Regions from separate parts of the Homo sapiens genome. Here region 2 is linked to region 1. Evidence: chromatin loops called from intact Hi-C (ENCODE). Cell type or tissue: HepG2. All regions are shown on one strand.

The links. A loop is a pair of places that touch in the nucleus more often than their neighbours do. Peaks named below come from ENCODE experiments on the same cell type or tissue, not always from the same donor. Only the 100,000 strongest peaks of a DNase experiment are listed, where the experiment ranks them.
Region 2: it touches region 1 in a loop (9-fold over the local background); 96 of 110 quality-filtered maps call a loop at or near these places.

The regions. Positions count from the first base shown.
Region 1 is chr17:74,743,636-74,746,135 of GRCh38, reverse strand. RAB37 (RAB37, member RAS oncogene family) reads right to left here. Exons shown (of 9, transcript NM_001006638.3): 6 at 1,763-1,828; 7 at 1,207-1,263; 8 at 1,052-1,128; 9 at 1-830. The coding sequence ends at 725. It overlaps SLC9A3R1-AS1 (SLC9A3R1 antisense RNA 1), which reads left to right. Exons shown (of 3, transcript NR_187307.1): 3 at 1-536. Among named protein-coding and RNA genes, the nearest start is that of MIR3615, 3.7 kb to the left of the region's middle. In HepG2, CTCF peaks have their summits at 713 and 1,348 (motif pointing left); DNase peaks (open chromatin) are centred at 715 and 1,355; H3K4me3 peaks cover 597 bases; H3K27me3 peaks cover 19 bases.
Region 2 is chr17:74,863,636-74,866,135 of GRCh38, reverse strand. FDXR (ferredoxin reductase) reads left to right here. Exons shown (of 12, transcript NM_024417.5): 5 at 1-5; 6 at 316-417; 7 at 1,205-1,312; 8 at 1,572-1,656; 9 at 1,789-1,988; 10 at 2,069-2,240. Among named protein-coding and RNA genes, the nearest start is that of GRIN2C, 5.0 kb to the right of the region's middle. In HepG2, CTCF peaks have their summits at 96 (motif pointing left) and 1,082 (motif pointing right); a DNase peak (open chromatin) is centred at 1,075.

The sequences.
Region 1 (2,500 bases):
CAGGATCTGAAGTCCAGAGAACAGGAGCCTGGAACCAATATTTCCAGGTGCCCCAATGTGCTTGTGTGCTGGAGAAAAGGGGCATGCCTCCAGGGGGGTGTTAGTAAGGCCAGAGATAGCCAGCTAGACCCTACTCTCTGCCCCTTGTCCTCCCCCTCCCATCTCCATATCTCTTATCTTCCCTGAGGCTTTGGTCTTCCTCACAGCACAAGGGCCCACTTATTTGGGAGATGGGGCGAAGATAAGCTCCTGGAGAGCGGGAGACAGTGAAGGCTGGGGTCACCTGAGCCTCTGTCCAGCTGAACTGAGGGTGCGATGGAGTCATTACCTGCCCTCACCCCCAAAGTGCATCTGTGTCCCCTGGGGCTGAGCTGGAGCAACACCACCTTTGTTATGCTTAGGAGGGAGGGCCGGCCCCCCAAGTCCTAGAAAGCAAAAGGGCCACTAGCTCCCAGCCTCGGTTTTTTGGGGATCCAGGCGCCTTTTTTGGTATTAAATTATGTACTATTAAAATAAAAGCTAAGTGTTTTACCCTCCCTGTGGATGCGGGGAGACCGCAGGAACTCAAGTAGGAGTTGGAGTATAGCTCCCTGCTAGGAAGCGGCTGTGCAGTGAGTCCTCCATCTTTCTCCCCATTGGCTCAGCCTCTTGGAATAAGCCAGGCCTGGGAGGGGGAAGGCTGCATCCTGTGTGCCTCCAGAGCCTCCTCTCTGCCCCCTGGGATTCACATGAAGGAGCAGCAGCTGGAGCGCTTCTTCTGGGACTCTACATAGTCTCGGATCTGGAAGCTGGGCTCATCCGCCTGATGCCCGGCCCGGTATTTCAGTTCCCTTGAAGAAGAGACAATGGGCTGGGCTGGGCTGGGCTGGGCTGGGGTGAGGAGCTGAGCCGCCCCCTCCCCTCTCCCAGTGGCCCAGTGCTCCCAGAGCAAATGGACCTCAGCCTGCAGAATGCAGGTGTGTCCAGGGGCTGGGCCAGGGGCCGGGCCCTACTGGATTCCTGGAGTGTGCCGCCCTGCCCCGCACACTTCCCTTCCCTGCCCAGCTCTCACTTGGCGATGGCCAGAAAGGCTAACTCCACATTCATGCCAGTCTTGGCGCTGGTCTCCAGGAAGGGAACACCGTACTCCTGCCCGGGAGAGAGTGTCCTCAGGGCCAGCGTCGGGTTGCCCCCACCCTTCACCCTGTCCCACAGACAATCACTTACCCTGGCCAAGGTCTCTCCGTCTTCGGAACGGATCACTCTTTCGCTGCTCATATCCGCCTGTCAAGCCCAAATGGGTCACTCTGGGGAAGGAGGCCTCCGCCCCAGCGGGCCCATATTTTGCCCCAGAAGCAGGCGTTGCCTGCCCTCTGCTGGTGGCCCAAGGGACTGCAGGCAGGTGTGATTGGCCTGGGGCCAGGGTTTCTGCCCAGTGTAGCTCCCAGCTCTGGGATCTCACCTTTGGTAAAGGGTCTTGGAATAGGACAGCAGTTGGGGCTAACCCTTTGCACTCTTAGCCCCTGACCTGGGACCCTGTTCACTCTGCTCTAATGGGGGCTGAGAACTGGGCACCCCTTGATTTCTCAGGCAACAACTTGGACTTTCCCTGGAAGGGGCAGATGGGATGGGCAGAAGCCTCCAGATATGTCTGACCCCTGAGCTGGAGGCTGCAGAGTCCTTTTCAGGAAGGATGCCTAGATAACTGTTCTTGGGTGGTTATGGGGCCGGCTAGGGCTGAGGAAGTGCAGGGCTGGGCTGACCCTGCCCCGGAGCCACTCACCTTGTTGCCTAGCAGCATGATCACCACGTCCCTCTGGGCATACTCATGAATCTCAGTGAGCCAGGCCTGTGGGAGAGGGCGTGCGAGACTGGCATTCTCTTCCTCCTGCTGCCCCTTTCTTCTTCTGCTCCGTTTGACTATCCTCAGTTACTCACTACCTTGAACACGATACCCTGTGCGTTCTCTCATCTGTACCTTTGTTCTGGCCCATCCAGGCCTGGATGGCCTTCCTTGGTGGCTCAACCCACAATGGCCCCACCCTCACCATTTTATGCTGTGCAACTATCAGTTCTATGGAAGATCCAGATGCATGGAGACCTTATCTCACAAATCAGTTGGCTGTCAGCAGTGATTTCTTGGAGTGTCCTGTTAAAGATTCTAAGACCACATAAGGGTTTCAGTGATCAAAAGTACTGTGATTGATTAGTGATGTCTGCCATGAGCATGGGGTTGGAGGTAGGAGTATGAGTGCCATGGATTTTCCTCTTTCTATATAAACGTTTTATTCTCCTAGTTTGCTTATCAGCAAACTGTCCTTGAGGTCAGGGGATTCATGAAACCTATACAATGTCGTGAACAAAATTGGTGCTTGAATTTATCAAATTTTTGTCTCTATAATAGTTTGGTTGTGAGGATACAACCACTCACTCTGTCTGACTGAGTCACTTTCTTGCAACTTGCCCTGGATGTATGTGTGGACTTTTCTGGTTGTGTTTTTCCCTTGGTCTCTGTGGATAA
Region 2 (2,500 bases), 120 kb before region 1:
AGGAGGTGAGTATGGGGAGCACGCCCGCTGCCTCTTCCTCCCCGCCCCTCAGCCCTTGGATGCCAGACCTGGGGGAAGAGGGAGCTGCCATCCAGTGGCGAGCTGTGACATTGTGCTGACTGAGGCGGGAGGCCAGCTGTGGAGGGCCTCGGGGGAGAGCTGGGTCCAGGTGGGGGAGGAGGGACCAGAGTTGTGGACTTTCCCGGTGTGGGGAAGCCCCAGGGCACAGTGGGGACCAGGCATGAGGCACCTGCAGACTGAGATGAACTGAGTGGAGCGAGGCTGGGGGACCCTATCAAGACCTTTCCCCTCCAGCTGGAGCCAGACCTGAGCTGTGACACAGCCGTGATTCTGGGGCAGGGGAACGTGGCTCTGGACGTGGCCCGCATCCTACTGACCCCACCTGAGCACCTGGAGGTGAGTGGTAGGTCAGGGCTGGCGGGGTTGGAGGTGGGGTCACCCTGAGGAGAGAGTGCCCTTGTCTGCAGGGTTCAGGCCTTACCTCTCCAAGCTGGGCTCAGTGCCTCTGTTTCCCCGTGGTGCCCAGGCAGAGGCTCTCTGAAGGGCAGTGCCATGAGCTTCCTCTTCTACCATTTTCCCTTCACTTTCTGCACTCCAGCTAAGTGGCGTTTTTCTCTTACTCTTCAGTAAGCCACATCCCCTGCTTGGATCATCCCCACTCACCTCCCACCAGTTAACAGTTAAAGTTCATCTTTGAGATCTTGGCTCGGTTGTCCCTTCCTCCAGGACTTCCCTGAATTGGTCCACTCCCCCATCGTGCCTCCTCCCATAGACCTGTCTACTTCTGTTTCACCGCATATCATCGCCACAGCAATTTTACACACATTGATGAGTATTTGATGAGTATTTCTCTCCCCAGCAGATCACAAGCTCTGAGAGGGCCTGCTCCTTGTCTCTTTTCCTCACCATTGACCACCCCGCCCCTCCAAGCTCTTTGCATGGGGGTGAGCACATGGTAGAGGCCCACTACATACTTGTTGAATGAAAGTGTGGGCCTGGTGTGCTATTAGTTGGAGCCATTTGCAGAGTTGGCAGCAATGCTCCATCTGGCCACCAGGGGGGAGCAGTGGCGCAATTTTGAGCCGCCAGCCTTCTCCAGGCCCACGGTGGGGACATGACCAAATGGAGAGTCCCCTTTCCTCGGTCAGTGTCTGATGACTCCAAGGCCCTCCTTTTGTGCCAGAGAACGGACATCACGAAGGCAGCCCTGGGTGTACTGAGGCAGAGTCGAGTGAAGACAGTGTGGCTAGTGGGCCGGCGTGGACCCCTGCAAGTGGCCTTCACCATTAAGGTGCTGGGGCCAGAGTGGGAGGAGCCAGGGTTCCAGGTGGAGGGGGCCTCTCCTTAAGGGGTTGGGGTGGGGCAGAGCCCCTGGGAGTAGCTGCTGCCTGGGATGGAAGAAGGGGAGCAGTCAGGGCCCCGGGGGCCCTGTGCCTTTGGGGAGGAGGCGGGTGGTGGTCTCTCCTGCCTGGGCTGGACCCTGGGGTGGGCTCAGGTGGACTGTGTTCTGGGCCTGACCTCCTCCCCCATTCCCTGCTCCCACCTTCAAGGAGCTTCGGGAGATGATTCAGTTACCGGGAGCCCGGCCCATTTTGGATCCTGTGGATTTCTTGGGTCTCCAGGACAAGATCAAGGGTGAGGGGCCCTGGCCTGGCCCCCCAACTACTAGGGAGAGGGTGGCCTAGGTCAGAGAGGGATTGGGGAAGGGCATGCAGGGAGAGGGCCGGGGCCCAGGGACAGCCTGGAGACATTCTACGTTGCTGACAGAGGTCCCCCGCCCGAGGAAGCGGCTGACGGAACTGCTGCTTCGAACGGCCACAGAGAAGCCAGGGCCGGCGGAAGCTGCCCGCCAGGCATCGGCCTCCCGTGCCTGGGGCCTCCGCTTTTTCCGAAGCCCCCAGCAGGTGCTGCCCTCACCAGATGGGCGGCGGGCAGCAGGTGTCCGCCTAGCAGTCACTAGACTGGAGGTGAGTCTCATGTTTCCCAAAGACACCCCCTTCCCAGGCCTCTGCCACCCGCCTGGTGTTGCCCACACTCTCCCCAACAGGGTGTCGATGAGGCCACCCGTGCAGTGCCCACGGGAGACATGGAAGACCTCCCTTGTGGGCTGGTGCTCAGCAGCATTGGGTATAAGAGCCGCCCTGTCGACCCAAGCGTGCCCTTTGACTCCAAGCTTGGGGTCATCCCCAATGTGGAGGGCCGGGTTATGGATGTGCCAGGTGAGAGGGTGTGAGGAGGCTGGGTGCTGAATTATGGTGAGAGGCCGAGAAGCTGGTATCTCCTGGGGCCATGCGTTCATTCATCTAGCAACATGTACTGAGAAGCTTCTGCAGGGCAGGCCCTCTCTAGGACCCAGTGCCGCCCTCCTCTTGGCCCTGAGAGAAGTTCCAGTCTGGCTAGGACATATGTGACATACGTCGGGTCATTAAGTCATTCAACAAACGTTTACTGAGGTCTTTTCTGGGTTAGGCCCTGTGCT